Linked DNA regions of Mus musculus: all the other regions are linked to region 6. The links are chromatin loops, found by intact Hi-C in ENCODE. Cell type or tissue: heart. All regions are shown on one strand.

The links. Hi-C counts contacts between places; a loop is a spot of excess contacts. Peaks named below come from ENCODE experiments on the same cell type or tissue, not always from the same donor. Only the 100,000 strongest peaks of a DNase experiment are listed, where the experiment ranks them.
Region 1: a loop joins it to region 6, with 3 times the contacts of the local background. A loop is called at or near these places in 6 of 42 quality-filtered maps.
Region 2: it touches region 6 in a loop (3.0-fold over the local background); 14 of 42 quality-filtered maps call a loop at or near these places.
Region 3: a loop joins it to region 6, with 2.6 times the contacts of the local background. A loop is called at or near these places in 13 of 42 quality-filtered maps.
Region 4: it touches region 6 in a loop (2.9-fold over the local background); 7 of 42 quality-filtered maps call a loop at or near these places.
Region 5: it touches region 6 in a loop (5-fold over the local background); 12 of 42 quality-filtered maps call a loop at or near these places.

The regions. Positions count from the first base shown.
Region 1 is chr2:156,141,759-156,145,758 of GRCm38, reverse strand. It overlaps Nfs1 (nitrogen fixation gene 1 (S. cerevisiae)), which reads left to right and starts at 1,573. Exons shown (of 13, transcript NM_010911.2): 1 at 1,573-1,739; 2 at 2,301-2,392; 3 at 3,517-3,633. The coding sequence starts at 1,619. Romo1 (reactive oxygen species modulator 1) reads right to left here and starts at 1,606. Exons shown (of 3, transcript NM_001164216.1): 1 at 1,479-1,606; 2 at 1,170-1,300; 3 at 1-157. The coding sequence starts at 1,300. The coding sequence ends at 49. In heart, CTCF peaks have their summits at 1,537 and 2,736 (motif pointing right); a DNase peak (open chromatin) is centred at 1,588; H3K4me3 peaks cover 2,600 bases; H3K27ac peaks cover 1,969 bases.
Region 2 is chr2:156,178,273-156,182,272 of GRCm38, reverse strand. Rbm39 (RNA binding motif protein 39) reads left to right here and starts at 2,035. Exons shown (of 17, transcript NM_001291114.1): 1 at 2,035-2,386; 2 at 3,033-3,096. The coding sequence starts at 3,046. In heart, CTCF peaks have their summits at 1,844 and 2,719; DNase peaks (open chromatin) are centred at 1,932 and 2,632; H3K4me3 peaks cover 3,527 bases; H3K27ac peaks cover 3,030 bases.
Region 3 is chr2:156,194,519-156,198,518 of GRCm38, reverse strand. Phf20 (PHD finger protein 20) reads right to left here and starts at 1,872. Exons shown (of 18, transcript NM_172674.2): 1 at 1,722-1,872. In heart, a CTCF peak has its summit at 1,744; DNase peaks (open chromatin) are centred at 818, 1,578, 1,788 and 3,748; H3K4me3 peaks cover 2,171 bases; H3K27ac peaks cover 1,878 bases.
Region 4 is chr2:156,149,389-156,153,388 of GRCm38, reverse strand. It overlaps Rbm39 (RNA binding motif protein 39), which reads left to right. Exons shown (of 17, transcript NM_001291114.1): 14 at 2,573-2,654. Among named protein-coding and RNA genes, the nearest start is that of Nfs1, 7.2 kb to the right of the region's middle. In heart, a CTCF peak has its summit at 1,659 (motif pointing right); no DNase peak of the experiment used is centred here.
Region 5 is chr2:155,961,687-155,965,686 of GRCm38, reverse strand. Cep250 (centrosomal protein 250) reads right to left here. Exons shown (of 33, transcript NM_001130000.1): 2 at 3,533-3,815; 3 at 2,731-2,787; 4 at 1,892-1,974; 5 at 1,412-1,577; 6 at 592-698; 7 at 123-374. The coding sequence starts at 3,715. Among named protein-coding and RNA genes, the nearest start is that of Cep250, 7.1 kb to the right of the region's middle. In heart, a CTCF peak has its summit at 2,491 (motif pointing left); no DNase peak of the experiment used is centred here.
Region 6 is chr2:156,276,556-156,280,555 of GRCm38, reverse strand. Phf20 (PHD finger protein 20) reads right to left here. Exons shown (of 18, transcript NM_172674.2): 9 at 3,888-4,000. Among named protein-coding and RNA genes, the nearest start is that of Cnbd2, 34 kb to the left of the region's middle. In heart, a CTCF peak has its summit at 1,674 (motif pointing right); a DNase peak (open chromatin) is centred at 1,775; H3K27ac peaks cover 528 bases.

The sequences.
Region 1 (4,000 bases), 130 kb after region 6:
TCGAAATGGATGGGGAAGTTTAGGTATTGCAGGGCATCCTAGCCCTAATTAGCATCGTATGCCCATTCCAATGGCCATGAAAGTGCCAAACGTGCCGCCACTCTGCATCATGGTTTTCCCAATGCCGCCCATTAGCTCCCGACCCCGCATTCCGATCCTGAGGAGGAAACCAAGAAAGCAATTTGGGAATACAATTACAGGAATAGAGATTTGAACTAAGTACCCCCCTTTAAAATCTGTTGAATATATTAAGCACTAACAGCTTGACAATCTCATTTGTCATTCTTAAAATGCTACTCTTCCCCACATAGGATTAGCAATGACAAGGAAAATATCTATCTAGGGTCTCTAGGACCTGTGCTGAATGCTGCATTAGTTTGTAGATGCAGAGATAATGAAGTACATGGGCAAGAAAGCAGTCGTGTTTGTGCCTCTATGGTATTTTATCATTGAGTAGCCAGTTTTCTTCTAGATAATTCCTTAGTGTTTTGTTTTGTTTAACCTAGATTGAGTCAAGCGCTGCAATTTATAAACTGCATAAAGTGTAAAATGGACATTACAGACTCGGTAACTACACTTTTTAATTTATTATTTATTATTATTATTATTTATTTTGAGACGGTTTCTCTGTGTAACAGCCCTGGCTGTCTGGAACTCACATTTATATACCAGGCTAGTATCGAACTCAGGAATCTGCCACTCCGTCCAGAGTGCTGGTGGATTTAAGGTGCTCACAGCTAATGCTCGGTGGTTAACTACAGTACTTAGCACTACAATTAAACTAGTGCTGGGTAAATAGTAATTTATAAGCACAGTATCCAAATGTGATAGCAGTTTATCTCAGAGGTAGAATATTTCACTACACCTAATTCTCATCAGGCTTGCTTCATTACATGCAGTTGGGAGTTAAAACGCCATGCAACAATAATAACCCTTCGCTAAGTAATTACGACGTGCCAGATAATGTAAATCATACTAATATGATTGGCTCTTACAAAAGTGGAGGTAAGTGTCCAGTACTCCACTAAACTCAATAACACTGAACTAACAAAGGAGTCAGAAAGCCATTTTGACTTTAGAACTCAGATCCGTAAATCCTGTGCTTTCAACCTCGTCTGAGTGGGCTCTGGAGCCCTCGGAAGGCAGGAAGTTCTGTCCGCGAGGCTCACCTGAGACAGGAGAAGGTGCCGAACAGCGCCCCGGCCGCCATACCCACTGCGCAACCCATGACGAAGCCCATCTTCACGCGGTCGAAGCAGCTGGGCTGGGACTGCCCGTAGGGACCCACGGCCACCGGCATCTGCGGCGAGAGTGCTAGGACAGTGAGGGCCTGGTCACCAGCCGTGGCGTCGGCCAGGGGACGCACAGCAGGGTCACATAGCACCCGGGTCAGAAGCCAGCCCGCGGCACGCCTCCACCACCCTCGCGATGGAGGACCCCGCACGCGCGACGCAGGCCACTGTCGGGCCCCACCTCACCTCGTTCTCCGCTGCGATCGCTCAGCTCGACGTCTCACTCCGAATGCTAGGCGGAGGGCGCTCGCGGTCCGTGGGATCGCTTCCGGAGCACAGCGCAGTTACTTCCGGGAGCATGGGCTGAGGACTTGCAAGCGCCGCGGATGGTGGGCTCTGTGGCTGGGAACATGCTGCTGCGAGCCGCTTGGAGGCGGGCGTCGTTGGCGGCTACCTCCTTGGCCCTGGGAAGGTCCTCGGTGCCCACCCGGGGACTGCGCCTGCGCGGTACGTTCCCTTTCCTTTTCGTTCCCACGGTTTCTGGAGGAGCGAACCCCCTTGGGTCGGTGCTGCTAAGCACTGCATTATTGCGGATCCTACCCGCCTTGTTCCATCGCCCAGTCTCTTAAACCTTCCCGTCGCCCGGTCTCCTATTTGTTTTCGGGAGGGCCCTTACATACTGCTCCGCACTTCCCTTGAGCGGAATTCTCATCCTTCAGTTCTCTCCTGACCAAGTCTTAAAGATGCTAGATGAGCTTCCTCCTGCCGTGAACCTTTGAAGGAACCTGCGCTTTTCACTTTTCTTCTAAATGGCTTTGCTTTTTACAGCTCGTCCCACTCGGTGCTATGTAGTTTAAACATTGCCCCCGACTGCTGCTGCCCGCGCCCTTTCCAAGAACCCTGTGTCTATTACTTAACTCGATGTCTTTCAGCGCGTGTTGTTGTTTGTTTACTTTGACACTGGACCTCCGCCTTCCTTAAATTCACCTCAAAGAAGCTTTGACCATCTGTTGTTTTGTGTGCCCTTCGTCCACGGTTTCTCACTTTGCCACTGCTATCTGTTGTTAGTTGTAGATCATGGCCCCCATTCGCCTGTTCACTCAGAGGCAGAGGCAGTGCTGCGACCTCTCTACATGGACGTACAGGCCACCACTCCTCTGGTAAGGACTAACAGAGGTTCTTTGTAGGGAGGAAAGGTTAGAAGGACAAATTTCACCGACAGGCTAAAATTCATCCGACTTGAGAACTATTAAATGTGCTAGGAAAAGGAGCTGCCAGGAATCAGGAGGCTAAGATGTTAGTTTAGTAGAAAAGGCTTTACTGTTTTTTAGCTACTGACCCTGTCAGATCCTTCCAGTACAGGCATTATAACTAATAGTAATTGCTCGGGTGTTGGAGCTGGACAGTGTGGCATGGGTAGTTTGAGTGAGCTTAAGACCAGCCTAAGCCACATAGGGAGTTTCAAACCTATGTTGTTATTTTGTTTTGTTTTTAATTTTATATATACACAAGGACACTGTAGCTATGCTCAGACACTCCAGAAGAGGGCATCAGATTCCATTACAGATGGTTGTGAGCCACCATGTGGTTGCTGGGAATTGAACTCGGGACCTCTGGGAGAGCAGTCAGTGCTCTTTAACTGCTGAGCCATCTCTCCAGCCCCCTCAAACTTTTGTTTGTTTGTTTGTTTGTTTGTTAAATGTGCCAGGCATTGGTGGCACATGCCTTTAATCCCAGCATGGGGGGCGGGGGCAGAGGCTGGCAGATTTCCGAGTTCAAGGCCAGCCTGGTCTACAAAGTGAGTTCCAGGACAGCCAGGGCTATACAGAGAAACCCTGTCTCAAAAAACCCAAAAAGAAAAAAGAAAAGAAAAGTGTGTATCAGCACACCTGGCAGGCTTATAAATATGAGGTCAGATTCAACTACATAAGACCTTATCTTTCAATAAGTAAATGAAAAAATTAAAGAAAGACTTGTGGGAATTGCAGAACATTGCAGTTTGAAGTGGGCAACCTGGCAGGCTTATAAATATGAGGTCAGATTCAACTACATAAGACCTTATCTTTCAATAAGTAAATGAAAAAATTAAAGAAAGACTTGTGGGAATTGCAGAACATTGCAGTTTGAAGTGGGCATATATCAGGTTGCTATTTGATTAGTGTCTGAGAAGTGGAAGAAAGCAGAGAGTATCTGAAAGGTTGGAAATGCACTGAGCAAGGTTGGCAGGTAATGGTGGCTCGAGCAGGTTCTGAATTGACTTTGGGCTCTGTTTTCTTCTGTTCAGGATCCCAGAGTGCTTGATGCCATGCTCCCATACCTTGTCAACTACTATGGGAACCCTCATTCTCGGACTCATGCATATGGCTGGGAGAGCGAGGCAGCCATGGAACGTGCTCGCCAGGTTAGCACGAAGGACTGTGAGGAGTTCCAGTCAGTGGTCTATGTGACCTATTTCTTTCTTACAGATGGAAATAGCTGTTTTTCTAGAAGAGACTCAGGTAGTAGCTCTGGAATTTGACACTAAGTGTTTAATTAGTTCCCAGCTTCCCTAGGTGACCTCTGACAAATCCGCTCATTTCTCTAAGCCTTGAACTCCTCATCTACCAAGTGGAAAGTGAAATAGTTCATGCTGTATAAGATTATTGGGGAAATTAAATGAGGCAGTGCTCGTAAGGTTAACACTTGTGCATAACTCAAAACACATGTGGAAAGAGTTCAATAAATACATTTTTAAAAATGCATTTCGCGGGTCAATGGGACATGTCCAT
Region 2 (4,000 bases), 98 kb after region 6:
ATATGCATTGACGTTTTGCTTGCATGTATGTCTGTGTCTTGAAGGTGTAGGATCCTTTGGAATTAGAGTTACAATTGTGGACCATCACTGGGTGATGAGAATTGAACCCTGGCTCTCTAAAAGAGCAGCCAGTGCCTCTCACTGCTGAGTTCTCTCTTCAGTCCCCAGTCTAGCTTTTCAAGAACAAATTGTTTAACATACACATACACATTTAACATGCATGTGTTTGGCTTGCATGTAGTCTGTGCACCACCTGCATACCTGATGCCTGTGGAGACCAGAAGGCATCACCAGATCTGCTTAATGTAGTTGTGTGCAGCCAGTGAGTATTGGGAATCAAATCAGTGCTCTTACTCCTTTCTCTCCAGTCCCCCTTCTACCTTTTTCATAGCCTTTTACTGTGTGGCACGCGTTGTCCTTGACTTGGCAGCCCAGGACAGGACTATTAATTAAGGGCTCCTGTAGAGAGATAGAAGACAGAGAGGGGCTTGGTCTGACCTTAGTTAGGCAAGACCACTGCTTATTCAGGGTGAAGGGGCATCCCTGTCACCACTCACCCTATGGTTAACATTCCTATAGAGGAAGACAGGTTGTAGCCCCTTATAGGAGCAGAGAAGTTTCAGTAGTCCACAAGGGAAGTTGGAAAGCCTAATCTTTCAGCAGGAAACTATCAGTGATTTCATGCAGTGTGCCACATCTGAGAGAGAAAGCCAGATCAGCTAAATTTTTTGGAACTCATAAGGCTGACCTCAAATTCACAGAAATCCCCCTGCTTCTGTTTTCTGAGTGCATAACTATAGACAAGCTCTACCAGGCATGCTAGAAAAGTCACCTGCCAACTGTATTACATTGCCAGCCCCAAGAAGTTTCCTGTCATCATTCCACATGCTCTTCCTACTCCTCACGAGCTTTCAGGGAGAGTCCACCTGGACATACATCCCCTGCTAAACTTGGGAATTAGTGAATATTTGCAGTCTTGGCTAGTGTCAAGCTTATCCTTGCTACTAATTATAATATTCCCCCCTTGAGGAGGAATCGGAATATATGGAGAGCTTAATTTACTTGCTCAAGGTCACATTGTTGGAGTGGCTACACCAAGCAAGGTGTGACATTTTGGACCTTTTATACCCTCAATTATTAAGCTGCTGATAGGTTTCCAGACTGGTTTGATATTTTATTTCAAAACGTTTTCTATTATGTAAAAGTGGGAGAAAAAAAAAACCTTCCAATGATCACTCAGCTTCTCTACCACAGAATTAACCACTCCCAAATACACAAAAAGCAAACCAAATAAAATCCAACAAAAATTAAACAAAAGCGGTAAATTCACACAGTCAAAATCCTAGGGAAAAGTGAGGGGACCTTTTAAAGTCACAAACCACCCCGATTCAGAGCCCGACTAAATTCAGGGGTTAGAAAGCTACACACTGCGGTTTCTTCCCAGCCCGGCCACCGCCTCCGGTTTCCAAGGGTGTTGCGAAGCTTCACTATCGAGCCCACATCTAACTGGTGACACCAAACGACAAGAAAATCGTACTTTTTATTCCCATTCCCCTGTGTACAGCTCGTTCTTGTCTGCATGCGTTTTCACCACTGGTGGGTCTGGACACGACTGTCTTAGCCCACAGCCATATGTATTATAATAGGTTGCCTTATGGCGACCTTGACAGCCATCTGTGTGGGAGGGCGGGTGTCCGGGGTGGGGGTCGGCTCTGAGAGGGGAAACCTTCACACCCAGCGAGGAGATGACACCAGCCAGGATGACAGCAACGATGCACCACTCAGCAAGGAATCCTCCCAAAGATTGACAGTCAGGGCACCAACTGTCTTTGCCCGATAGAGGACGCACCCTCGCGAGACTTGGGTGCAGCTCTGGCGGGGGAGTCCGAGAAGCCTTTCGGAATTGGGGGAAGGGAAACTGTGATCATCTGTGGCGCAATCATTGCGCGAGATTGGGCCACGGTCGCCGGGAGCCGCGGTGAGAGATCTCGCGATAGTTCGTGCTTTCCAGTCTGGAACCCGGGGCAGTTTCTCGCGAGAGCCCGTGCTTGCGGCTCCGGGAGACCCCGGGTGTTTGTGTGTGTGTATGTGTTGGTGACTGTGAGTACGGAGGAGCAGCGGCCGCCATTTCAGGGAGCTAGCCGACGCTGTCGCAGGGGTGGATCCTGAGCTGCCGAAGCCGCTGCCCTGCTCTCCGTCGCGGGCTCCTTTAATCCCATTGTTTCTTTTAGATTCGCTTGGGCCTAGACGCCCTCGGGGCCCGATATTCGGGTTGGGCGGTACCGCGGCCTGGGCCTAGTGGCTTAACAGTAGCGACAGCAGCAGCGGCGGCGGCGGCGGCAGCCGACTTCCCGTGGCGAGCACAGGCGCGCGGAAGCCCGCACAGGTACGGGGCGTCGCGGCCGGCGGGGAGTGGGTCGCCTGCCCGAGCTGGGTGCTCCGCGATGCCGAGGCTTTTCGCCGCTTTGCTCGGCGCGCAGAGGGGGAGGGGGCCTTCCCGGTACGGTGGGGTCACCTCTCCTCGGCCGTGCCCTTCATCTCGGGCAAGGACGTCGTGGGCGTTTTTTGGTAGCGGCCGGGACCTCCGTGGGGACCTCGGTCAGATAAAGATCTGTCCTTCCGAGGGCCGGGGCTGGTCGCGACCTCCCAACATGGCGCCCGTGGAACGCCGCCGTGGTACACAACCCCTCCCAGCGGAGGGAGTCTCCCTCCGCCGCTAAAATGGCAGCGCGGGTTTTGTGCGGTGAGGAAGCGCTCCGCTGCATCCTTCCTGGGGGCGCTTTTAGCCGCTCGCGGGCGGGCTTTTGAAATTCGACCTGGAGTCCTGCTCCTGTCTTAGGTACAAGGAACGTGACACTTGGCGTACCCAAGGCAGCCTTGTCTGATGGGCGTCGCACAATTTTAGCCATCGTAGCGCTTTCAAAGGAGTTTTCTCAGGCTTTGAGGATGGGAGATCAAGGGGACATTTTATCTTATTTTATTATTTAGCAGAATTGCAGGTGTACTTACAGGACTGTCTTGTTCTTCCCCAGGCGAGTAGAGAAAATGGCAGACGATATTGATATTGAAGCCATGCTTGAGGCCCCTTACAAGAAGGTGAGAAAACACGCTAGTGAGCTTTAATATATTTCTTAATTTAGCATTATTCACGAAACTACTGCTGAAATGTAAACTAACCTTCCCGGAGCCCTCTTGATTACCTTATCAGAGATGCAATACGTGTAACTTACAAAAGTAAATATATGCTATTGATGTAATAATATTGTGCAGTAGTTTCACTTCAGCGTGATGAATAAATGCCCATCTATCTCTCTTTGTAGACTTGCCTAACGATATCTCACCTCTACTCCCATGAATTCACCTTTGATTCCAGTGTGAACTGTCAATCATAAGGTAGTAATTGAGTGACTTATCGCTGTACCGTGGTCCCCTAGGTAAAATGACTCAACTAAGAATTACCAGCTCCAGTTTGGTATAGCAAAAAGGTGAATGTAGTGGTTTGGGAAAACTGCAGGGGTCCAAGAATAATAAATTACAACCAGTCTCTGGCAAGTAAATCTTAGAAGTCTTGAAAGAAGAAATGGGTGAGATTTAAATTTTATTTTATATAAATAGATATAAGACTGGTGATAGTAAACCTGAATACAGGCAGGTATTGATCTGCTTTTCAGTTAATAATTATTAAGATTCTTGGATCCCTGAATAGAAATTGGCAAAAAAGAGGAAAAAAAACCAAGAAAAAGAACAGAAGAGAGAAAAGAAAAAAAGCAAGAGACAGTATCACAGCTTAGAGTCACTTGATGACTGTTTTACTGCTCTCCATAGTGTTTATTTTTAATTAGGCCCTGCCATAGCTTTTCACACTCAAAACTAGAAAGGAAGTATTTTGGCCAGTAATACAATATGACCCATTTCGGTATCACAGTAAAAGTCAGCACTCTTCATTCTTTGACCAGTTGGTGGTGAAAATAGCAGTGTGCATGCATGCATTGTCACTGGT
Region 3 (4,000 bases), 82 kb after region 6:
GTTTTGCAGCTATGCACTCAACACAGGAAGGAAGGCCCAAGAGCCCGGGAGAGCACATTAGGGAATGAGGTTCCAAAGAGGGAAGGGAACTTAAGACTGAAACTATCTTGATGGCAGAAAAGCTACAAAGAAAAACAAACAAAGAGGGAGAAAGAAAAAGAAAAAAGAAAGAGAGAAAGAGACAGCCTGGCGTGGTGGCGCATGCCTTTAATCCCAGCACTTGGGAGGCAGAGGCAGGCGGATTTCTGAGTTCCAAGTCAGCCTGGTCTACAGAGTGAGTTCCAGGACAGCCAGGGCTACACAGAGAAACCCTTGGGGGGGCGGGGGGGGGGGGGGGGGACACGACACGGACTGTCTAGCTAGATGCCTCAGCACTTAAAGCCAAGAATGACCATCTGAGTTCGATCTCTAAGTCCCACAAATTGGAAGCAGAGGGATAACTTCCTGGAATTTGCACAGGCCAAATAAATATGGCTTTCAACTAGGAAAAAAAAAAAGGAAGCTGTGGGAAAAATGGGTGGGTGGGGGGTGCACCACATTTAGGAATGAAAGGATTCAGGAGAAAAGTGTGCCAGAAGTACTTGCTGCGCCCCAAAGGTGGTCTGTTTCCTGCTAAAAGAGGCGCATCTCAAACCTTAAAGGGACACTGAAAGCAAAGATACTCTCAGATAGGAAAACAAATCCCCTCCCCCCCCCCCCCGGAGAAACAAGGTAGCTTGGAGAACTCATCAAAGAGTGCAGCCCCAAGACATACTTAAGGACACGTTAGTGAAGCCCCTTACAGATGAAACTGCAAACTATGTGCCAGAAGCATCAGGATTTGGAGAAGAGCCTGAAAGGGGTGCGCATTCCACACTAAAGGACTAAGAAAAAAAGAACTGACCCCCACATTCACTAACTTCTGAAAACATACCAGAGCTGAGGCCTGGACAGAGGTCGTCCTCCCTGGAGTTGTGGGATATAATAATAATAATAAAGTATTAGATAACTTTGGTTAGTGACCTGATTTCTGAGGAACCTACTAACGGACTGGACCCCAAATTGAAAAGGGAAAACTGTTAATTAGGTTTGAATATAGGAGTGTTCCCTCAGTATGGGGGAGCAAAGAAAAGAGAGTATGATTTCAATCCGTTTTCAGGGACGGTTAGAAATCGAGAGAAAAATCCCAAGATTAGAGATTTTAAGAGTGGAGGGACGCCCAGATTTTCCAAACTACAGAGAAAGGGGACACTCCCATATACAGGGTCGTGAGGAAAGGGTGTGCTTCCCAGATCAGGATAAGAAAGGCACTTCACGAAAACCCGTCCCCGCGGCAGAGGCAGCAGCTTAGGCCTCCCCCTATCTCGCGGACTAAGCAGGGGGTGCAGCCTCAGCACCCATCCCCACCCCCACTGCCCCGTTCCGCGCCCCGGGCCCGCACCTCGCGGCCCAGCCCCCTCGGGCCCCGCTGATTGGCCTGAGCGGCCGTCATTCCCGCGGGTAGCCGCAGTGATTGGGCGACGCTCGCACGCCCGCCACGCTCTCAGCAGCGGTCCCCGGGCCTCCCTCCGGGGCTGGGTGATCCGGGGGCCAGTCGGGGAACAGGAGTGAGCCAGGGTCCCGCAGTGGCCGGGGCGTCCGTCCCCGGTCCCGCCCGCACAGCGCGCGCGCGGCACGGGGCCTGCCCCCAACACGGCCCCAACCAGCTGGCTTCGCGTCGCCGCGCCTCGCCACGAGCTCACCTCACGGCCCCGCTCCTGCTGCGCCGCTCCAGACCAACCGACAGAAGGACTGTGCGCGCTGCGCACCACGTGACCCCGGGGACGCGCCCAGCGTATCCCCCGCCCCCCACACACACGCACCATCTCCACCGCCGAGTGACGCAGCCTCCCTACAGCCCCGCCCCGGGCCCCGCCCCTCCCGGTCGCCAGGACGACAGCGCGAGCAAGCCACGCCCACCTCCCTGAAGCGGGAACGCCGAGTCCGCACTCACCCGTGACGGCTGAGGTCACCAGAAGCATTGGCCTGGGTGCTGCCTATGTACCCTCTTAGTTCTCCTTCTAAATGGTGGAAAGTCGCCCACCTCCCTCTACCCCGTCTGTCACCACGCTCCACGGAGATCGTAGTCTTTACAGCTCACTACTTTCCCTCTTCCAATCCGCTCTTCACACGCAAGAGCTTATCAGAACGACTTGTTCCTTCTCCAGAAGAAGAGCTAAATCTTCAAGATCGATTGTCACCAGTCCGCCCTCTGTGCTCTGCCCCTATCAAGTCCTCATCTGAACCTTCTCACCTCTGCCTTTGCTCTCTCTCATCCTTAGAAAAGGATTCCAACGGGAACTGAAAAGAAAAAGCCGAATTTTGTCTCTAGGGAGCAAGGTCCAAGATGCCGCCACAACAAAAAAGAGGTTTCTCCAGTGGGACTTAGCAAGTGCTAACGAGAAGTGGTAAAATTGCTATTTACTGAGGCGATCATGCTTTGATTTGACACTGGGAGCAACCAAACTTGCACTTCTTAAATTATGTCTAATCGCATCATGTCCCTACACTACTTGTCAATCTAAGCCTTTGCTCATCTAACCACACTTGATGCTGTTTTTGTTTGTTTGTTTGTTTGTTTCTGAAACAGTTTCAATATGTGTAGCCTTGGCTAGACTGGAAATCAGTGTATAGACAGGTTTGTCTTGAACTCACAGTGATCCACATTTCTGCCCCTGACATACTGAGATTAAAGTCATTGTTCACTGTTTTCGTGTAGTGCCAGCCTGTTCTACAGAGTGAGTTCCACCACAGCCAGAGCTATACAGAGAAACCCTGTCTCAAAAAAAAAAAAAAGTCATTCTTCACACAAAAGCATAGCTCTCCAAGCAAAACATTTGCCCCCCCCCCCCAAAAAAAAAAGCCGGGCGGTGGTGGCAGCGTACACCTTTAATCCCAGTACTTGGGAGGCCAGCCTGGTCTACAGAGTGAGTTCCAGGACAGCCAGGAGTATACAAAGAAACCAAAAATAAAAAATAAAAATAAGATAAAATAAAAATTTTATTAGTAGAGCCCAGGTGTGGTGGCTCCTTTAATCCCATACATAGAAAATTCTAGGACAGCTAGGGTTATGAAGAGAAAGCCTCTCTCAAAGAGAACACTCTCTTACCTCTTATTCTCTTGCTCTTACTCTCAGCCTTCCCTACTCTCTTCCTCTCTCTGCCTTTCTACAATAAATGCCTTAAAACCAAAAAAAAAAAAAGGCCAGGCGTGGTGGCACAAGACTTTAATCCCAGCACTCAGGAGGCAGGTGGATTTCTGAGTTTGAGGCCAGCCTGGTCTACAAAGTGAGTTCCAGGAGGACAGCCAGGGCTACACAGAGAAATCCTGTCTCAAAGAAGAAAAACAAAAACAAAAACAAAAAATGAGAGAGAGAGAGAGAGTAAGAAAAAAAACAAAACACAAAAGCACAAAACAACAAGAAATTAGTAGAAACATTAAGTAAGTAGTTAGAGTAAAATGGAGTAATCTCAGCTGGAGGGCTTAAATGCTATGTGGTAGCATTCTTAGCCCTTCCATTGGTGGAGAATAGGGCTTTGTTAACTATACAGTTCATGGCTTGTCTTTTATTGGGATCCTAGATCTGACACACAGATGGGCCTTTAGAAGCCCAGGAGAAACCAGCTCTGAGACCTGCAACATTCCAAACCCTCCACAGTCACTGTTTTCAGCCATCTGAAGCTGGAGGCCTAGTTGGTTTTGTTATCAGGAATTCCTCACTGTGTGATCCACAGGACACCACCCTGACCCCTTTCTTTTGTAAACAATGTCTCTGGAGCACAGGCTGTCCCTTGGCCTTCCTGTCAGTTTCTCTTTTTGTCCATGGTCTTTAAAAGAATACTCTGGAGGCAGAGGGAGACACATGAGATCCAAGCCAGCCTGTTCTATACAGTGAGTTCCAGTCCAGCCTGGGCTACTGAGAGAGACCCTCTCTCTTCTTACATTTATTTGTTTATTTTAATGTGTATGTGTGTATACATGC
Region 4 (4,000 bases), 130 kb after region 6:
GAAGAGCAGTCATGCCGGGTGGTGGTGGCGCACACCTTTAATCCCAGCACTCAGAGGCAGACGGATTTCTGTGTTCTAGGACAGCCAGGGCTACACAGAGAAACCCTGTCTCAAAAAAAAAACAAAAACAAAAAAACCCAGAAGAGCAGTGCTCTTAGCTGCTGACCCATGACTCCAGCTCTCCTGCCAACTTTAAACCGTTTATTGGTTTCTCTTTTTTAATATTAAAAATCCCGTGTGAAACATCTCAATTTTAGGTGAGAATTAAATGTGTTTGAAGTTTAAGCATATGGTACATTTGTACTGTTATTTGTAAATGATTAGCAGTATTATCAAAAGTGAAAGATTTCATTATTTGTTTGTTTGGTCTTTAGTACTCAAAATCTGTAATTCCCCTCAGGTGTTTCTTAACTTTTCTTTATACTTTTCTGTATACTTGTTCTGCTTTTGTTTGAGACAGGGTTTTATTGTGTAGCTTTGGCTGTTATGTAGAGCTGACTGGTCTGGAACTCAGATATGTTTTACTCTGGCTCCTGTCACTCTTTAGTTATATAAATTGGGTTGGTTTTTTTTTTTTTATGACTTTCATGTATACTGTTGTGTTTCTTAAGCAGTTCTGCCTTACATTTTAGGTAGCTCTTAGATTATGTCAGGTTATACTTGTTTATAGGGAAGAAATACAAGGAAAGGCTTCAAAAATTAGTAAAAGTGCCTTTATCTTTAAAGGAAATATTGAAGGAAAAGCACTTGTTACACTCAGAATAATTTTTAATGTGGTATTTTTTTGAATAGCTTTGTTCCGTGCTATTTGTCTGATACTTTCTTAGGTGATTATTCAAGTATCTCGATTTCTTAATGCATTATTTTATCCTTAGCTGTTTGTTTTTATGCATTGGAATGGGATTTGGTCAGATAATATGCTTACGGTGAGTTCTATAACAACTGCCATAATATATTTGGTAATTCCCTGAAAATTGGAGTTACGTGAGACCCTGTCTCTAGAATAGAAAAACCACACCTAAAGAACACCAAATAGAAACCATTGCATCACCTCACTTGAAAAAGCAATTGACTATAGACATGTTTGCTTTAAGGTTGAATACTGTTGGGTCCAGCAGTTTCACATTACAATAATCAAACTGTGGATAAGTTGCTGTTTCTGGTTTTACATTTTGCTAAGAGAAATCATTAAAATGTTAATTTTTTTAGGACATTTTTCCTAGTGTACTATACTTGGTCTTTTACATGTTTATTATATGTTGGTTCATATTTTTTTTTAAAAGTTGGACCAGAGAGAGAGGTCTTTGGATTTAAAGCACTTTAGACTTTTGCTTCATTATCAAGGTTTGATTCCCATCAAGCACATCATAGCTTACAATAATATTTAACAGATTTTAGGTTTTCTGGCCCCTGAGGGAAAAATCAATACCTGTGATGTGCTTGGATGCAGGCAAAATTCTCACACAAGAATTTAAATAAATAAATCTTTGGCTGCTAAAAGGTTTTCCAAGTTCTTCATAGTACCTACTATATAAAAACCTAACATATTGATATGTCTTTTACTTAGCTTTTTTTTAAAAAAAGATTTATTTTAAATATGTGAGCACACTGTCACTTTCTTCAGACTTGCCAGAGGAGGGCATCAGATCCCATTTCAGATGGTTGTGAGCCACCATGTGGTTGCTGGGCATTGAACTCAACCTCAAGTACTCTTATCCTCTGAGCCATCTCTGTAATCCCTTTGTATATATTTTAAACATAAGACTATATTCCTGGCAAAGAGGAGATATTAAAGATTTTTACTCTGTTTATTTAGGCTTTCCAACAATTTCACTTTGTATTAATGCTATCATTTCAGGATAAAACCAACCTTACATTTTTACTTTTTTTCTTTCTGGAATGATTTCTGGGGAGGATTTTTGTTTGTTTTTAATAGATTTAGATTGCATATATGTCCTTAAACCCTCATAGGTTTGGTTTCATTTAAGAAAATTGCCTCCCCATGAACTCTTACCTGTGTCAGAATTTGCTTTGTAGCTCAAGCTGACCTAAGAGCTCTGAGACGTTTTGCCTCTATCTCCCAAGTACTGTGATTAAAGCTATATGCCACAGTGCCCCCTTTTAAATATAATTTTTGCAGAAGACAAGGTTTTATATATTAGTCTAGCCTAAAAGTTGGTATGTTGGCTTCGATGACTTTGAACTTGTATTCATCTTGCACCTCCCTTTCTAACTCTTAAGATTATTAGCACAGTGAGTTTATGCGGTGGTTGGTGTCAAACCCAGAGCTTCATGCCTGCTAGACAAACATGCTTGACAAAAGTTCCAATCCCAGCTCCTGTAATTTTTAGGGACATGCATTTGCATCTGAATGAAATGTGTGAGCATTCCTTTCCCCTTCTCATTGTCTAAGTATTTGTACTTTTTGTTGCTATCATAAGTTAAGCTAAAGATGTTTTAAGGTAGTTGTGCTTAGCTTAACTGTTGTATTATGGTAAAGTGAATTTTAGTTAATTGTCCAGGGATACTTACACATTTTCCATGAACCTAATTTTTATTCTTCCTTTTTTAGCCTCAGCTTTAGCTGCAGCTGCGTCTGTTCAACCTCTTGCAACACAGTGTTTCCAACTTTCTAACATGTTTAATCCTCAAACGTAAGTACATTTGTATAATATGTTTAACATTTAGAATATTTCACATTTGAAAAATTATTAAAGTGATGGCCTTTTTTCACTTTTTAATTCCATTTATATTTTATTGGGCACATTGAATAAAATTTAATATTCATGAAATTTCTGTCACCAATCTTTTGCATACACTTGTTTTACCTGCTATGAGTATTTTGCTTCTATGTATGTGTACATGTACATATGTGTCTATCACTTGTGCTCAGGGAGGTCAGAATGGACATCAGGATTGTTGCTGTTTGCTGGTAACTGAAGCTGGTACTCTATAGGAATAACAAGTTAAATTTATCTACTACAGGATTGTTTTCTGTCATAGAGTTAAAACCTAGGCCCCTGAGCCCTGCATGCCAGGCAGTTCTGCCACTGATAAATCACAAGTCCTCTTTTTTGTTGTTTTTTTAAATTCCAACAGGGTCTTAGCATCAATTGTTAGAGCTGGCCTCGTGATCAATTAGTAGCAGTACTGTAGTCCATGCAGGCTTCTAACCTATGATAATTTTATCTGCTTTTAGTTTACCTATTTTTACTAATGTATGATGTTAATAATTTAATAATTTTTGTATATGTATCCCTCTGGCTACATAAGTCTATGGATTCCAAAGTTCAACATTTGGTTACTTCCTCAAAGTGGTTATTAAAAGGGTTTAGCTTGCTGCTTTATATAGAATTCTGGTCATTATAATAAAAAATAAAATAAAAAAAACACAGGTTCTGGTATGTCAGGTTTTTAATTTTGTTTCTTTATGTCTGTCTGTTTGCTTGCATGTATGTATGCCACATGCTTACCTGTATCTGAAGGAACAGAAATGTTACATTTTTATAGATTTTTGGTAGGTTTTAAGTAGCACTGTTGTTTTTAACCAAGACTTAAGTCCTCTGCAAAAGCAACAACTGCTCTTAACTGCTGAGTCAACTCCACAAAACTTACAGTAAACTTGGTAGTAAAAATTGATTACATCTTGTACATCTTTTTTATGTATAACCATTAACATCTTAAATTTAAAAAAAACATGTTTAGGTGTGGGTGGATAGCTGAGCATGTCAAATGCTTGTCATGTTTGCATGAATGTCAACTTGGTATAAGCAGATACATGGAGCAAGATAATTGGTAAGCTAGTCCAGTTAATTTGCTGTGTTTCATAAGGAGAGATACTACATAGTAAAAGGTAAACTAGATGGTTTACTGCGAGTAAAGTTGCTTGCTGCCAAGTCTGAAAGATTTGAATTTGATCCCTGGTATTGATATGGAAGCTGGAATGGATTCTCTGTTTGATGGTCCACATGCATCCCCATGTTCACACACAACGTACTTA
Region 5 (4,000 bases), 310 kb after region 6:
GATGGCTCATTTCCTGTCCCTCTCAGGGTGAAGGTGTTTTTGACATCTTTTCGCCCACCACAATCCCCTAAGGAAGCGAGCTTCCCCTCAGTGGATCTCCCTGGGCCCACGCGTCACCTCACCGGTCCTGCAGCTCTGCCTTCTCTAGATCCCCGTGACTCTTGAGCTGCATTAACTCCTGGCTCTTCTCATGGGCTTCCTTCTCCAGCGCCTGGGTCTTAGCGACGAGCAGCAGCAGCCGGGCTGGCTCACTCTCCTCTGTTCTCCCAGATCCACTGGACTCCCGAGACTGTGCTCTCAGGGTCAGGCGCAGACAGCAGGTCAGCAGGGACCCTGAAAGCCTTGCGTGTTCAGCCTTTAGCTCTGTCAGGTCTCTGAGCACAGGAAGGAAGATCGAAGACTCCAAGGAACCAAGGAAGAGAGCTTGGCCACAAAACCCAAGGTGTCTAAGGGGCAGGTCTGAGAACATCATCTCTCCAGTAACGGCAGATCTCCCTCCCAGCCACTAACCCCCATTCCTCTTCTACAGAGCCTGCTGCCTTAAGTTAGGAATCAGCAGAGGCAAACCTCTCTCCTTATCACCACACTGACCTGTCAGTAGCTGACTTCATTTTCAGGAAGTGACGTCGGAAGGTTACCACCTCTCGCCATAGATTGAGAAGACGACCGTGTTCACCTCTCAAATAGCCCTTGAAGAACTGTGTGTTCAGAAACCCAAGTCATACCCAAGGGCAGGGACCTTGCACCAACACAAGAGTCTTGGATTCCTCATGGCTGCTGGGAGAGGGGTGAAGGGAGGAAGGATTTCAAGGCGATAGCTTATGGATAGAAGTCTATTCAGGTTATACTGAAGAGTTTAATAAAGTTGGTCATGAGATTCAAGAGGTCAGGGGGCCCTGGATGAAAAGTGGCCTTCCACTTGGCTACATCAGAAAAGGGTATGCAGTGGCTGCTTACAAATGGAGCTATTACCACAGACAGAACTGGGTGGCCTAATACATGCAAGTCACCCAGACCCAGAACCCAGCAAAGGTTCAGGGAACATTTGCTTTCTATAGCTCTGATATGAACATTTCCCAGGGCCCATTAGCCATTTTTTCTCCTCCATTCAATCCAGCAGCTACCTGCTTGGGGTCTAGCTATGCAGACCTCCAGACAAAGACAGATTAAATGTTCAGATCCATTTGAAACCTAAGCTAGTCACTTATGCAAGAGTTGAGCCTTATGCTACCTGCCAACAAAGCCTAGACTAGGCAGAACTAGGAAGAGAACTGAAACAGGGGACAGCTGTCAGCTTGGGCAGAGCTAGTCAGAGGCGGGAGCAATGACAGCTCAGTTTCCACCCAGGTCCAAGTTAACCCCTTCTGGTGCTACCTGGAACAGTGTGCATACTCCACTCTTGTTCTCCTACCTCCTGCTCCATCCGCCACTGGCTCTCCTTCCTCACTAACTCATCTCGGGCCCGACTCCAGTCCACTGTCAGTTTTTCCACGTCCTCCTGCAAGGCTTTATTCACCACATCGGCTTTCTCCATGTGCAGCCGAAGCTCGGTGTTCACCTCCACTAGACTCTCACACCTGCACCAGGCAAAAGCAAGTGCAAAATGAAGGTCTGGTCCTCCTCTTGGGAGAAAGACAGGGAGCGGAATTTTCCATTGCCAGGAATTGGAGGACTGAAGTCTTGTTTGCACTTGGGACACAAGATTCCCATGAGGCCCCCTCCCTCCCAGCTCCCCCTTTCCCTTCTGCTTTCTGCCTGCCTTAGGTTACACACAGGAACCACCATGCCCAGCCAGTTTCCCACCCACATGTTCACTCTTGGAACAGAAGTTTCCCATCAACCTTTCCACCCACTGGATAACCACTCAGATCAGGAAAGTTAGGCCCATCACCTCTGCTGCTCCTCCTCCAATCGGATCAGCAACTGTTCCAGGTTGGGCTCTTCTACACTCTCCCAGCGCTGAGGGATCAGCCCCTTGGGAGTCAGAGACAGGCCTTATAATGCTGCAGATGAGCTTCCCCTAGGACAATCCCCTCATGCTTCCTTTCACAGTAGCCACTTGCTTTTTTTTTTTTTTTTTTTGTTCTCTCTTGGAAGCAGTTTGGCCGTTGGGCATCTAACCAGTGGAATGGAAGCTGCATCTTTCACTAGGGGCCTTAACGTCTGTTATACTAATTGGGAAGTCACTCATCGTCTCCAAGCTACAAAATGACGGTGACTGTCATTCCTTTCCAGGAGTTTGCAGCAAAGTGAACAGTGTAAGACGCCTAGGGGTGCCCTGGCCTGCAGGGAAGGGGCTCAATATTCTGGTTTTTTCTTTCTCCCTCAAACTTGTCTGAGGGGAATGAGAAGATGCTTAGGGGAGCTGGAACAAAGAACTTGACAAAGGGTCTTTCAAAGCCAGTCCTACCAGGCAACAAATAAACACATTGCTCTGCTGCAGGCTTGCCTGTAGACCTGTGTTTTCCTGACATACAAACACTGACACCTGCTGGATGAACATGAATTTTCTCTCTAATTCCATCCACATACTGCATCCACGGAAAGCCATGGGTTGGAATCTCTCAGGCCAAGGATCTCTAGAAGATCAGATTGACAGAGCTCTTAGGAGCTGAACACAAAAGGACTCTTACCAAACATCCTATATAGCCCCAGTTATTTGGCAGTATATAAAGCTCAAAAAGTATATTTTGGGGGCACAGGGGAAGTCCAGAACTGAATCTCACTCACCCCAGTGGCTTCTAGTCGCTTCTCCAGGTCTTGACACCAGCTCCGGTACTGTAAAACCTGAGGCAAAGAGAGCAGGCCTGAACTCAGCCACAGCTCACACAAACAGCAAAGAGAGCAGGCTCAGCCACAGCTCATAGAAACTGCATAGCCCACAGGCTCCAAGAATCTTGGACAAACTTGCTGTGAAGGTGGGAAGCGGGTGGTGATGGTGAAGTGAGGCCACAGCGACTTAAGAGTTTCTGTCTGCGGGAGTGGGTGGGTGGGTGGGTGGAGGAACACCCTCATAGAAGCAGGGGGAGGAGGAATAGGGTAGGGGGTTTCAGGGAGCGGGGGAAACCGGGTAAGGAGATAACACTTGAAATGTAAATAAATGAAGGAAGGAAGGAAAGAAGGAAGGAAGGAAGGAAGGAAGGAAGGAAGGAAGGAAGGAAGGAAGGAAGGAATAGAGGAAAAAAAGAGTTTCTTTCTGGGTGTTTAAATAATACTTTCTGGGAGACAGCTCAGCAGGGAAGCACTTGCTGTGGAAGCATGAAGATCTGAATTCAGGTCCCCAGAACCCAGGTAAAGCCAGAAGGGGTGGTGTGTGTTACTGTCCAGCACTCCTACAGCAGGGTGGGAGACAGAGACAGGAGGAGCTGTGACTGTCAAGGAGAGGCTATGGTTGAGAGTTGGAATGTCTGGGCCATCCTCACCAGGATGTTTGGTACTACACGGGCTTTCCCTCCTCCAGCCCTATCCCACCCTAGCGCCCAACTCTTGGGGAGGCTTCTTTTCCCCTTCCCCACAGGGCTGTCTACCTCACCTTGGCCTGCAGCTTCCTCACGAGGGTTGCTTGTCTCTTCTGGGCCTCTTGGGAGTTCTTCAGTTTCCGCCAGGAGGCAGCCTGATTCTCGGCCATCTGCTGCTGCAGCGCCAGCACCTGCCCCTCCAGCACCAGCTGCAAGGACTGGGGCTTCATGTTCAACCCGGGGCTCCCTGTCTCCATGGGCGCACCACAGAACAAATCCGCAGCTCCTGTGTAGCTAGAGGCTGGTTGCAGGAGGGTGTCTAACCATTGTCCTACGTGTCTTAGACCTCCTCTTGAGCTAGAGACCAAAATATAAAATAAAAGTGAAAAGGTTAGATTTCTCAGATTTACTCAACAGACATTTAAGTGGAGTGAATCTGGGCTGAATGAAGTAAATAGGTTAATTAGGTTTTCTTTATTACAGGACTCCTCAGAACTTTCTTTTTCAATATTTATTTATTTTTATATATACGAGTGTTTTGC
Region 6 (4,000 bases):
CTCCAAGCTAAGCACACACTCTACCTACTGTATCATGTAATTTTAAACAACCATGAAAGAGAATAGAGGCTAGATAGAGCACATGTGAGGCTGCTGTTCCAATCTCAGAAGAGACTACAATGGAAGAGCCAGGTATAATGACTCAAGTCTATAACCCAGCACTTAAGAGACTGAGACAGGAGGTTTGCCATGAATTTAAATGAAACCTGGAATGCAGATTAAGACCCTGTCTAACATAAACCAACCGTTAAGGATTTCAGGGGGTCCAGATCAGTTGACAGCTGCCTGGCTGCTCTGCAAAGCCTTCATCCAGCTCCCAACACTGAATACACTAAGCTCTGGTGGCCAACAGTCACAGCACAATGGAAGGAGACAGGAGGATCAGGAGTTGAAGATATTTTCATCTATACAAGTTCCAGGACAATGTAGGATACAAGAGACCCTGTCTCAGAATTAATTAAAAATTATAAAGGGGCATTGTGCTTTTTCCTGTCAACGTTAGAACAATGTATACTAAGAAAACAGATACAACAGTGAGGCCGCACCTGCTTGTAATCCCAGGACCTGGGAGAGATGCAGGGCAATGGTGGGTTTGGTTTTGTAGCTGGTTGGGGGCTATAAAGGGAGGCAGTCTCGCAGTATCTCTCTGTCTCCCCCCCCCCCCAACTACGAAAGCACAGGAGCAGCCAGAGGAGAAGGACCCACTTGAGGAGTCCTAGGTGGCTTTATCGGTGTCTGCACCACTTCTGTCCTGTCAGCTGTCACTCCACCACATTCTGTCCTCACAGAAGGAAGTAACAGAAATCCTACCTACTAACTGCTGTTGATGTTAAACTCACTGGGTAGCCCAGGATAGCCTCAAACTCACTGTTACCCTCCAGCCTTAGCCTCCCAAAGTGCTGGCATTATGAGTGTGTAAGCCACCATGTTACTCTTCTTTCTTCTATATTTACAACATTTTCATAGACCTGAGATAATTTCAAATAAGACTTACTTAAAAATGCACACAGTTGCAGGCTGGAGAGATGGCTCAATGATTAAGAGCACTGACTGCTCTGCCAGAGGTTCTGAGTTCAATTCCCAGCAACCACATGGTAGCTCACAATCCGTAACGTAATCTGATGCCCTCTTCTAGTGTGTGTCTAAAGACAGCTTCAGTGTACTCATATAATAAATAAATAAATCTAAAAAAAAAAAAAAAAGAAAAAGAAAAGTACACAGGGCCGAGGGTGCTAACTCGGTGGTGCACCTTGCTTGGCTTGTACAAAGCCCTGGGTTCGATCTAGCACTATACAAGAAAAAGGCATAGCTGGGAGTATAGCTCAGTAGCAGAGTGTGTGCTCAGTAGGAGTAATCTGTGGTTCAGTCCTTAGCATTAGAAAAAATATAATATACATATATGAACACATGTATACACAACTGTCTATGCTCAGAAAAAATACCTAGAAGTCCAACAAGATGGCTTGGTTGGTAATGGCACTTGCTGTGTACACCTGACAATGTGATTTTGATTCCCAAAACATAAATAAAAAGTAGAAAGAAAGAAATTATTCACAAGGTTGTCCCCTGACCTCCAGGCATCTGGTTCCAGTGAACACTGCCTGGCTCTTGCCCAGAATATAGATTTCTACATACACACAAAGCAAATGAGAGCATGACCATCTATTCCACAAGATGGCAGTGCTGCCCCTGCTGGTGAGTCCTCTCTGAACTTGAAGTGTTGCCTCCAACAGCTGCTTTCTCATTTCTAGGGGCATGACTCCACCTAGGTTTAGAAACAACAAGGCTGTGGCAGCAGCCTGGAGAACAGTCACTGCCCAGTGGCGGAGCCGCTCCTGCTCTCTGTGGCTGTTTTGCTGACAACCCAGCCCATTTCCTGCCCACTTATATAAGGCATTCCTGGCTCAAGTGTCTTTAGCAGCCTTCTTACCAGCAATCTTTCTGTATCATCTGTATTCCCACAAACCCTTTATTCCAAAACAAACCCCAGAAATATTATTTTGCTTCAAGGACGACATACCTCTCCTTTTTAGCTACAGAATTACAAAGGTGACCTTCTTCCCCAGTCCTAATCACTGACTGCACGCTGCCCCTTCTAGGAGTAAAGGCACTACTGTGATAAGTGCCTGGGAGGAGGTGGCCCTGCCCCTCACTGTACCAAGTTCCTCAAGGCAGCACTCTGCTCTCTTCTTTCCCATGGTGTCCTCAGCAGTTCAGCAGCAGCAGGGAGGATACAGAGGGAAGGAGGGCAGGATATGGGAACAAACTAATAAGCCATAGTTTGGCTGAGTTGCTTCTTTGTCTACTGTGAAGTTAGATTAACTTGAAAGTCAAGAACTCCACAGATTCCTCAAAGCAAATGGCTGAGACTGAGAGCAACTTCCCTGCTTAGCCTTAACCCACTTAGGAAACCTGCAAACTAAGTCAGAAACCACATTATCTGAGAGTCTCCTGGGCTACACAGTGCTTCCCCCCCACCTCCAAATGTCTGCCTGCCACCCACCTTCCCAGGTCCTTCTTCCAACCCTGCCTAAACACTAAGTCCACAAAGTTCTGTAAACTGAATAGCTTCTGGCACACAGGAAGGGCTCAGAGAGTGAGTTCTGAGTTCAGTTCCTCCACAGCAGGTACACATGGCTTATTCAATAAAGGTTTGTGGACTCCACATTTTGATTATCCATTCTGTTGGACAGACACAACTTCCTAAAGAAAAATGATTATACATCTGTGACTCTCTATTCAAGAAACAGAACAAGGCATGGAAGATTATGCCTGCAATCCCAGTACATGTAGACTGAGACAGAAAAATTGTTTAGGGATAGTAGGCCCTGTCTCAACAAACAAAAAGCATTTAAAAAAACAAAATGCAAAACCCCTTAAGTTTGAAGGATAGAACTCTTCTAGGTGTTATAGTAAACAGACCTAGTTAACTTACCAGTGCAACACTTACTACTAAAACTCTAGTGACAAGGACCTTTCTGTTCACTTTAGAGCAGACAACCAGCCACCAAGACTATGTAAGTTACAGCTACAGGTCAAGGCCCCACATGAGTCTGTTCATTGTTCCATGTTCCATGCAGAACATTCACAAATAAGAATGGTTTAGAATAAAGTCTGGAGCATGCATATAACATCTCCCCATTAAATGAACAGATGGGCAACACAACACATACACAGAAAAAAAGGTGACTGCTAAAGCAACTATAAAGTTCTAGAAAGTTAGGAGAAATTGGTTAGAATCAAAACAAGAGACACAAAACAGGTTACTTCTTTTTAAGTGACCAATAAAACTGGTAACTCCATAGCCAAAATACCAAAAGAGAATATGTAACAAAATCAGAAATGAATGGAGCATAGCATTAGTCTTAGCACTGAAAGCAGAGGCAGGCAGAGCTCTGTGAGTTCAGGGCTAACCTGATCTACAGAGTGAGTTCCAGGACAGCCAGAGCAACCATCATTATTGAGAGTCTGTCTCTGCCTCTTTCTTTTCATACACACACACACACACACACACACACACACACACACACACACACACATACACACACGAAAAGAACCCCTGCAGAAGACTCAAAAGCACTTCCCACGTGAAGTGGGTCACAAACTACCTGGAGGTTTTCTGGAGGTTTTTTGTTTTTGTTTTTGTTTTTTGGGTTTTTTTTTTTTTTGACAGAGCCTCACTGTGATACCCTGGAAATGAGGCTGGCCTCAAACTTATTAAGATGTTTCTACTTCTGCCTCTCAATATGGAGAGTACAGTTGTGGAGGCCTTTAAGTATTAAAAAAAACAAACAAAAAAAACTATTGAAAACGCACTTAAAAAAACTTGCAAAGCAAAAGAACAAAGCACATAATAAAGCTTGACTAAGTTAACTGTACATACACACCTTCAACAGTTGAAACTTCCTGCACCTCAGCAAGAGGAGAAACAGGTTCTGTTTTCATCGTGTTTTCTCCCATTGACTTGCAATTCAACTCCAAATCTGCTGCCCCCAGGCCA